Linked DNA regions of Homo sapiens: region 1 is linked to region 2. A link is a loop called in an ENCODE intact Hi-C map of the cell type or tissue named here. Cell type or tissue: Caco-2. All regions are shown on one strand. Links, peaks and the distances in the headings refer to the core of each region. The heading gives the core; the rest is flanking DNA. Region 1 overlaps EYS (eyes shut homolog). Region 2 has its middle 62 kb from the start of PTP4A1.

Region 1 (5,387 bases), core at 189-5,188, 250 kb after region 2:
GAGAAATAGTAGATAGTCCAGTCTCAGGAAGCTAGGATATGGCAGGTGGGTCCTTATGTCCCTTTATTTTCCTGGCTTAATCTCTCCAACTTCCTTAACTGGGAGTTTCCTGGATTCCCTAATGCTATTCTGGAAGTCCCAGCCAGGTATTAAAGAGAAGGTAGCTCAGATCTAGAAATACCATTATCCCTTAGCCACAGCCCAGCTTGGGAGCACCCAGAGATTGCTGAGCTCTTTTAGAGGCACTACCATAAGTTGCCCCAGTAGTTAGGACACTGTTGCTTCTTACTGTTACTACTTGACTTGGGGCCATTTCTCCTCTCTAATTTCCCTCTGAAGCTGATGGCCTTGTGATATTTCTGACAGTTTTGAGTGAGATGGAAAATACAGATAGGAGAGGCTCCCAGAGATGAAGTCTTGATCTGGAACTGAGTTATGAACTTAAGCTCACTTGACTTAACTGCATTTAGCACAAAACATTTAGAACATCTACACAAAATAGAGAATTTAGAGTTAATAAATTAAAGCAATACTAAAAGCCATATTTTTTGTACTACTGAATTTTAAGTACTAGTCTATCTGTGAAGTATAATGTCAAATATACTAGAAAAAGAGGACAGTGGATTTGAATTTTATTATATGTACTTTTTTACTTCTCAAAAAGAAAACTGACTTTGAAGTTCCTAATTTTAGTTATATTTGTGGACAGCAAAATGATTTGAAATTCTGCCTCACCTTGTTCACAGTAGATTCCAGTGGTTCCTAGAGGACAGAAACAGGTGTATCCATGAGGTAATGAAATGCAGGTTGCTCCTCTGCTACAGTGGTGTGGAGGGTCATGTTCAGGATCACAGGTAGAAACTGTCTCTGTGCAGAATGATCCTTTCCACCCAGTGGTACAATTGCAGCTGTGGGTTGAGAGAAAGCCGCATGGTTTGAGCACTTGTTTAGAGATGGATACATACTATGTATTGCCCTGATGCTAACTTGTCAATTTTAACTGAAGTTCCAAGAGATCAAAATGAATTGTGATTCAAACCCTAAATTGTCAAAGGAAAGAGTTAATAACTGGTTATAGGATTACTGGACTCCACACCAAAGACTTTAAACGATTCAGAGTGTAAAAATTGAAAGAGAATTTTTTGAGAATTGTTTCTTCAGACAAAATTGCATTGTAAGTCTCTCTCCCAACTCCCACACCACCACCTAAAGAAAAAGCTGTGCATGGTGTTGCTGTCTCCTAACTTCAAGCCTAGTGAAAAGAGATTCAGCAGGACCACTTGGAGAGCTTGGTGTGTTTTTCCCTGGCATTGGCAAACTCACAGGCTCAGCTCCTGGGGTTGCCAAAAGAGCTGCAAACATACTGGAGACAAGTCAAACGTGAGTGAATCCCAGGAAAGGGATGTTCATAGTCAGGAACAATAGCTTGAGGACATATAAAAATGAATCTTGACCAAGAGGTGTCCCTCTAGCTAAAGATACAGTGGCAGTAAGTGGTTTCTGGCTAGAGCAGAAGCTGAGGGGTAATGGGGAATACTCAGCTGAAAGAGACACCTTGTCTGGGTTTAGAGAGTGATATTGGGAGGAGCCCAGCAGAAAACTTTCTGATAGACCCATCAAAGGCAGAGTTGTCAGATAAAATGCAGAGCATCTAGTTAAATTTAAACATAAGTTAAATAATAACTTTTCTTAGTAGAAGTATGTCCTGATATGGTTTGGCTGTGTCCCCACCCAAATCTCATCTTGAATTGTAGTTGGCATAATCCCCATGTGTTGTGGGAGGGACCAGGTGGAGAAAATTGACTCATGGGGGAGGTTTCCCCCATCCTGTTCTCATGGTAATGAGTTAGTTCTCATGAGATCTGATGGTTTTATAAGGGGCTTCCTTCTTCAATGGGCGCTCATTCTTCTCCTTCCTGCCACCATGTTAGGAAGGACATGTTTGCTTCCCCTTCCACCATGATGTAAGTTTTCTGAGGCCTCCCCAGCCATGCTGAACTGTGAGTCAATTAAACCTCTTTCCTTTATAAATTACCCAGTTTCAAGTATGTCTTTATTAGCAGCCTGAGAACGGACTAATACATGTCCCATGCAATATATGAACTTTAAATAAATAATATTTGAGATTTTATTGTTATATCTTGTTATATATATATATATATATATATATATATATTTGATAAACTGTTGTTTGTCAGGGCACCGTGTGTTTATTTTGCCCCCTCCGGCCTCCCTCCCTCCCTCACTCCCTGCCTGCCTTTCTCCCTTTCTCCCTTTCTTCCTTCCCTTTCTCTCCCCACCATCCCCCTTTCTTTCTTCTGAAAACACTACACTAAAGAGTACATGAGAGAAAGGGTTAACTTAAAATTCCTGTCAGAGCCAGAGAGCAATAAACCACCGTGCCAGTCTAAAAAGCGCATTCTAGAATGGGTATGAGGTATAGGGATCAGAATCTGTTAAGCTGGAGGACAGCAGCTGATCACACCTTCCCAGACCTTTTATTTATGTCATAGACTTTTATATGCTTGTTACACCTAAATTAATAGTTGTGCAAAAAACGGAAAATTGTATAGGGTTCTCTAAAATGGAGACAAACAAAATACAGAATTAATCTGCTACAAAATTGCATATTTTGAAGATTATTTTTGAAGATCACAAAGAGTATAGAATGTACAAAGACCTCATACACAAAAAAGGAAATCAGTAACTAATTTCACAAAAGAAATAAAACTATAGTAAAAATTCTTATTAAAGAATTTTTAAACGTGATGCTGTCATTACTTTTTAAAGTGACGATTGCGCCATCTAGTGGTTCATTTTATATCTACTTGAAAAAAGCTTAAAATTATTCTCACTGCCTTATAGACAGAGCTCACAATGGTAAAATATTTTATTTAATTCACTTACACTTTATTGTATATATTTAAGGTATATAGCATAGTGTTATGGGAATAAAACACTTGCTTGGATATTAAAGTAGATAAATCACATTAAGCATAATTTAATATAGATGCCAAAATCTTATTTGAAAAAATAACAAATCGGAGCCTCATATAGTTTGTCTCAGAATTTTTAGGTCTGAAACAATTAGCTATATGTTTAATATATAATTAGTTATTATATAATTCTAATGAGAATGATTTTGTGCAAGGTCAGATTTTTCTTTTTGTTCCTTGGTTTCTATAGCACCCTGTGAAATAGAGATAATAAAAAAATTTCAAGCCTTCATTAGTTATTCTCTACTTTGGGTGATATTTTTCTAACCCTTGATGTTAATTCATTAATATTTCTTCCCTTAACCACATATACTACTCTGCCCTGAGGAGGAGTAGATTTTGTAGAAGTATGTGTGTGAGGTGAGGTGTCTATATAATGGGCAATGTAAAAACAAAACAGAGGTAGGTATCTATTTAAAGAATGTTTATTATTTTTTACAGGCTAGCTGTCTGTGCTTATCTTAGGATTGAGCATAGTATTGTGCTTGATACTGAGATTCTACAACACAGGAGGCTCCATTTTTGACCTCATGGACTTCTGTATTTTGGAGAAATCAGATTAGTAAGGAGACAATTTTAATAAAATGGGACAAGTTCTAAAATGGGTATTATGGTATCCTGTGGATGGGCATCTAAGTAATTTTAGTGAATTACTTAGGGAAGGCTTAGGAAAGGCCGCCAGAGTGAGATTTGCCCGTATAAATGTATGCACTGAAAGGAGGTGTCAAAGGACTTTGAACAGCAGGCTCAGGCAGTTCAACTTTTTTTTTTTTAAAACTATTTATTAACTTTTGTGGGTACATAGTAGGTGTACATATTTCTGGGGTACATGACATGTTTTGGTATAGGCAGGCAATGTGTGATGATCACATCATGGAAAATAGGGTATCCATACCCTCAAGCATTTATCCTTTGTGTTACAAACAATCCAATTATACTTCCTTAGTTATTTTAAAATGTACAATTAAATTATTATTGACTATAGTCACCCTGTTGTGCTATCCAATACTAGTCCTTGCTCATTCATTCTCACTAGTTTTTTGTACCCATTAACCATCCCCACCTCCCTGTTACCTACCACCGTTCTCAGCCTCTAGTGACCATCCTTCTGCTCTCTATCTCCATGAGTTCAACTGTTTTGATTTTTAGAACCCACAAATAAGTGAGAATATGTGATGTTTGCCTTTCTGTGCCTGGCTTCAGTTCAACTTTCAAGTGACATGACAGGTGTATAGAAAATGACACAAATGAGGAGGCACATTTTAAGAATATTGATCTGTTATGTGTAGGATGACTGCATAGTGTAACAATAAGCTCTCTGGTGACGTAATTTTAATCTTAGTGAGATCTTAGCATATTTTTTTTGCTACTAGAAAAGGGGCCAGCAACCTTTTTCTGTAAAGGGCAAGGCAGTTTACAGTTTTGCTTTGTGGGCCATATAGACACTGTTGCAATAACCGAACTCTGCCATTGTTGAAAGCAGCCACAGAAAACACACAAATGGGTGTGGCTGTATTCCAATGAATTTTAGTTACACAAATAGGTGGTAGGCCAGATTTGGCCCATCTACCATAGTTTTCTGACCCCGGCACTCTAGACCATTAATTCCGTAAGAGCAGAGATAGGGTCTGTTTTGTTTTTTATTATTGTCTCAAGGCCCCAAACAGTTCTTGGTTTATTGTAAGTTTTCATTGACTATTCATGGAATAAACACACAAATGAATAAATATAATAGGTCATGGCTGGGATAAGAAAGCAGATGGAGGCAAAAGTCCTGAATAGGAAAATTGCTGTGGGGATGCAGAGGTTGAAGTAGATGTGAGAGGCATTTTCAAGGCTTTGGTAAGTGTGTTAGTATGAAAGAGGAAAAATTATAGTAATGACAAACATTATTTGTCACTTACCATGTGCCAGGCAGTCTTCTAACCTTTCTAGTTTCTCTATTATGTTATAAGAAGGGTACTAGCATCATCCTCATTTTTCAGAGAAGGAATCTAAGGAAGAGAGAGGTTAAGTCTGCTAATGAGCGAGGAAATCCACCTTTTAGTCACCATTTTATGTCTCTCAATCCTGTGGAAATGTTGGGACCATGAAAGAGTATGGTGTTGTTAGTGAAATAGGGACAACTGGATAGCAATATAGTAAAGGGAAAACATAAAGAATCCACTTTTATAAGCTTTATTCCTGGGATGGAGACTGGTTCAACATACACAAATTGATAAATTTGATTCACCACATAAATAGAATTAAAAGCAAAAACCATATCATGTCCTCAATAGATGCAGAAAAGACTTTGATAAAATTCAACTTTCTTTTGTGTTAAAAACCCTCAACAATTAGGCATTGAAGGAACATACTTCAAAATAATGAGAGCAGTCTATGACAAATCCA
Region 2 (5,387 bases), core at 103-5,102:
CATATCTTACTCCAGAAATTATGCCAACTTCATATAAAAGAAAAATCAACTTTTTGAATGCTTTTCTAAGAATTATATTTTTGTACCTACTTAGGAGGTTAGTTTAGGACATTAAAGCTGAAAAAATATCAATACCATTCTTAGGCTCATTTTCCTCAAAAACAACTTCCTAAAAACTGGTTATAGAGATAGCCAGATGGCTGAAGAACAAAGTAGTAGTAAGACTTTTGATTGCCTTCCCTTTTGAACATTTAAAATTTTGCATTATGTAAACAGATACCTAGCCAAAAAATAAAATTTTTTAAAACCACCAAAAAATAAGCTAAAAAGTTGTATGAATTTATGTATCTTTATATAGTAGAATAATAAACATACATTAAAAATTATACTCTTAGGAAACACTAAATGATAATGTATAGGGATGCACACACCATAGCAAAACTATAAAGAAAAATAAATGATTAAAAGTCATTAGGGTAATTCACTTCAGTAGGGAGGGAGATGGTTATGTTATAAGAGTATTTCTGGCTGGGCACGGTGGCTCACGCCTATAATCCCAGCATTTTGGGAGGCCGAGGCAGGTGGATCATGTGAGGTCAGGAGTTCGAGACCAGCCTGACCAACTTGGCGAAATCCTGCCTCTACTAAAAAAACAAAAAAATTAGGCGGGCGTGGTGGTGCATGCCTGTAATCCCAGCTACTCAGGAGGCTGAGGCAGGAGAATCGCTTGAACCCAGGAGGTGGAGGTTGCAGTGAGCCGAGATTGGGCCATTGCACTCCAGCCTGGGCAACAAGAGCAAAACTCTGTCTCAAAAAAGAAAAAAAAAAAAAAAAGAGTATTTCTGGGGTGACTGAGTGAGGTGATAGTTACAGGTGTTCACCTTATAATAATTATTTATATAGTTTATTTGTATTCATATTATATTTAACAATATAAAATTTTGTAATAAAGGAAAAAAATTTTCTTTTTTTTTTTGAGTCAGTCTCGCTCTGTTGCCCAGGCTGGAGTACACTGGCACGATCTCAGCTCACTGCAACCTCCACCCCCTAGGTTCAAGCGATTCTTGAGGTTCAGCCTCCTGAGTAGCTGGGATTACAGGCGCACACCACCACTTCTGGCTAATTTTTGCAGTTTTAGTAGAGACAGGGTTTCACCATGTTGGCCAGGCTGGTCTCGAACTCCTGACCTCAGGTGATCCGCCTGCCTTGGCCTCTCAAAGTGCTAGGATTACAGGCATGAGCCACCACGCCTGGCCAAAAATACTATTTTTTAAGGATTTTTTTTAATAAAATGGGAAAATGTTCACAATACAAAATTCAATGAAATCGAGGATACAAAGCTCTCTATGCAGTATAATCTCAATTAGGTGTGCGCATGTTGTATATTTGTAGAAATCGACATTAAAATAAATATATCAAATATTAATTATACCTTTTAGTTTTTGTATTATTTTATATAGCTGCCATAGTTTCTTAAATGTATGATATAATAATGTGTAAGATGAAAATTTCGTTATAAAGGATGAAGTGATAAACCTAGCTTATAGAGTAAATATTAAACCTTAACCGTTTCAGTTCCTATAAACATAGGCATTTAATACGTTATAACAGTAAAATTTTAGAGCTAGGGGAAATCATAAGAGATTGTCTTCACACATGCCTCTGTTTTACAAATGCAGAAACTAAACAGTAGATAGGCTAGCTGACTTGGCCAAGGCCCCGGGTTAGTCGCAGACCTGGGATGGGGCCAGGTTTAGCACAGTGTTTTGCCCTTCCTCCCACACTGATAGTGCCTTGTATGGAGGTAGAACAGAAAGCCCTGCTCTTTAGGGAAAGTTTCACTAACTTTTCAAAACATGAGTATGTGATAATTATAATTAAGGACTATCACAAATGAAGTGTAAATTTATAAATGTAACCATCTAATAAAGCTTCGGTTAAAATTAATATTGGGGCAAGTTTATTTTTGAATTTTTTAAAGATAGAAAGAAACAACAACAAACCCTTGAGTTTCCAGAAGAACTGCCTGTATTCATTCATTTAACATACTAAAAGCAGCTTGTGACTGCCATAAAGTATGTCATTGCCGCCTTCAGTACTAAAAAAGTGGTCCAGTATATGAGGCAACTGCTCTAAATCATGCTTGTTTGGACAGGCTGTTTCTTAGTTCCACCTCATCTGCACTTTAGCCCCACTCTGTGCTGTGTAGACCCAAGCGATTTGCACAAACACCACATGATCCCAAAGGTACTTTCCCAGGGAGAAGGAAAAAAAACATAAAAGTTAAACTAACCCTTGTAAGTTCTAGTTACCACTTAATCTTTCTATGGTTTGACTACCTTTCTTTTTTTTTTTTTTTTTTTAGTTTTTTAAACACTTCAAGTCATAACTCCTCAGTATTTAATATTTAGATTTTTTTCCCCTTATTCTATTCCCCCAGAGTTAATCTCTTCTCCCCACTTTCGTTCAATATCTATTATGTGCCAGGCACCATCTTCAGTGTCAGGAATACAGAAATAAGCAAAACATGTTCTCTTCCTTCAAGAAGCGAATTTTTTTTTTTTTTTTTTTTTTTTTTTTGTTGAGACAGAGTCTCGCTCTGTCACCCAGGCTGGAGTGCAGTGACACAATCTCGGCTCACTGTAACCTCTGCCTCCTGGATTCAAGTGATTCTCCTGCCTCAGCCTCCTGAGTAGCTGGGACAACAGGCGCATGTCACCATACCTGGCTAATTTTTGTATTTTCAGTGGAGACAGGATTTCACTATGTTGGCCAGGGCTGGTCTTAAACTCTTGACCTCAGGTGATCATCCTGCCTCTGCCTCTCAAAGTGCTGGAATTACAGGCATGAGCCACCGCTCCCGGTCAAGATGCGAATTATTTAGAGGAGCAGCTAGACAGATAAGCTAATGATGGCAATAAAATGTGCTTGGTAGAATAAGGAGATCAATGGTGCTATGCTCATGGCACCTATTACTCTAGGAGTAACAATCAGGGCACTTAACACAAGTGCCTGGTTCTACATTCCCACCTCTTCCTGCAACACGCTATATCTATAAGATGATAAGATGAGCCCAATGGAAGCCCTACAAATCCTGATCCCTACTCTAGGTCAAGCTTATACAAGTAAATAGATTTCTTTTTTTTTTTTTTTTTTTTTTTTGAGATGGAGTTTCACTCTTGTAGCCCAGGCTGAAGTGCAGTGGTGCAATCTCAGCTCACTGAAACCTCCGCCTCCTATGTTCAAGCGATTCTTCTGCCTCAGCCTCCGGAGTAGCTGGGATTACAGGCATGCACCACCACGCCCAGCTAATTTTTGTACTTCATTAGTAGAGACAGGGTTTCACCATGCTGGTTAGGCTGGTCTTGAACTCCTGACCTCAGGTGATCCACCCACCTTGGCCTCCCAAAGTGCTGGGATTACAGGCATGAGCCACCGCACCCAGCCTCAAGTGAATTCTTAAAATGTAGCTTTGAGAATTTGAAATCATTACCTGGGCATTTTTAAAATTTTGACAGTTTATAGTTTACCTAGATGTTTTGGATTATAGACCCCCAAATCTAACGTATTAAAATTTTTTCTGAAACAGAGCTTATTATTTTATGGTTTTGAATTGTCCCTCAGAATCAAAATTGGAAAATATTTTTACTGTGTAATTTTTCTTATGCTTCTTACTGAGAAAATGACTCTCCAAATCTGAAGATGATGAAAAATACACATTGGGATTTGTTACTACTTATGTGTACACATTTGAAAGACAGTTTAAATCCACATACTATTTATGATGTTCTTGGCTGCAAGTAATTAAAAAAATTAATAATTCCCTAGCAAGCAGATGCAGATTGAAAAAATTAAAAGTGGTGAAACTGTAAGGATACTTATTTTACTATATGGCAAGAAGTATGGAGGTAGTTCTGCTCCTGGACTGGCTCAGTCGTCATTAAGGACTCAAGTTCTTTCCTTCGCTCCATGTTCTTTTTTTTTTTCTTTTTGAGACAAAGTCTTGCTCTGTTGCCCAGGCTGGAGTGCAGTGGTGTGATCTCGGCTCACCGCAACCTCTGCCTCCTGGGTTCAAGCGATTCTCCTGCCTCAGCCTCCCGAGTAGCTGGGATTACAGGCATGTGCCACAGCTGCCAGCTAGTTTTTGTATTTTTATTAGAGGCAGGGTTTTGCCATGTTGACCAGGCTGGTCTGGAACTCCTGGCCTTAAGTGATCTACCTGCCTCGGCCTCCCAAAGTGCTGGGATTACAGGCATGAGCCATGGAGCCAGCCTCATGCTCTCATTCTTTGCGTGGTGGCTTAGTCCTCAAGCCTTATCCTTCATTGCTGCAAAGTGGCTGGGGCATATCTTGACATCACATGAAGACCTAGAATCATTATCTTCCATGCCCCACTTTTTATTTAATGGGGAATATTTTTCCTGAAGTCCCCACAGAATTAGCTCCGTTGGCCACAGTTGCCTCTCATACCCAGGCATAAGTCATTCATTGTGCAAAGGGTATGAGACTACCATGATTAGCTTAGATCAATTAAGATAGGCTTTTATGAGACTGCAGAGGGGTCTATCTTCCCTCAGATAACATGTTGAAGGATAAACATATCTGAGATTTTGTTAGTATGGAAAAAGCAGTGTAAGGCAAATAGTTTCAGGGAAATTATACTCAAACTAAAAATTCAGTGTAAAATAAATACAACAACTTTACTACCCACAAGTTTTGGTATGATGCTTAGAATCTGATCTAAAATCCACTCACTCTATTCTTTCAGCAAACATTCTTTGATCACTTATTACACGTTGGGCACTGTTCTCCGTACTAAAGCAGAGAACAAGACAGATACGTATTTGTATTGGGAATGCTTTCAGCAGCAACTGACAGAATAGGAAATTAAAAGTGGCCAAACCATAGGGACATTCAGTGTTTGCCCAGAGAAATTTAGAGGGAGGCAATCCCTAGTCCATCTCCTCTGAAATATAACCAAGAGTCCAGGTTCTTTCTTCTCTGGGTCCTTAACGTGCTGACTTTTGTCTTTATTCTTTTCACTTCATTGTTCCATAGCTGTCATAGTTCTAAATACCTCATCTACTTTCAAACGAGAAAGAAATGGTAAAGGACACTTTTTTCTTATTATTGTCCCTTTTGCAAAGATTTAAAAACCTCCAGAAGCCTCCTATGCAGATTGCCATGAAATCTCATTGGCAGGATTGTGTGCCACACTGGTCTTCTCAAAAGCAAAGGAGTCTAGGAAGGTAATTATCCAACAAAGTGTTATGGAGCCACACACACTGCTGCCCCAGATAAAATGGGGATTTTTTTTTTTATAAGGGGAGCCATGGATAATGGTTACCCAATTACAATGTTTGCCGTAGTCCCCTTTTCCTGGAATT

The links. Hi-C counts contacts between places; a loop is a spot of excess contacts. Peaks named below come from ENCODE experiments on the same cell type or tissue, not always from the same donor. Only the 100,000 strongest peaks of a DNase experiment are listed, where the experiment ranks them.
Region 1: a loop joins it to region 2, with 23 times the contacts of the local background. A loop is called at or near these places in 5 of 110 quality-filtered maps.

The regions. Positions count from the first base shown.
Region 1 is chr6:63,761,726-63,767,112 of GRCh38, forward strand. It overlaps EYS (eyes shut homolog), which reads right to left. Exons shown (of 43, transcript NM_001142800.2): 41 at 736-908. Among named protein-coding and RNA genes, the nearest start is that of SCAT8, 42 kb to the right of the region's middle. In Caco-2, for the core only: a CTCF peak has its summit at 2,799 (motif pointing left); no DNase peak of the experiment used is centred there.
Region 2 is chr6:63,508,109-63,513,495 of GRCh38, forward strand. It overlaps a transcript of LGSN not described here. Among named protein-coding and RNA genes, the nearest start is that of PTP4A1, 62 kb to the right of the region's middle. In Caco-2, for the core only: no CTCF peak of the experiment used is centred there; a DNase peak (open chromatin) is centred at 2,183.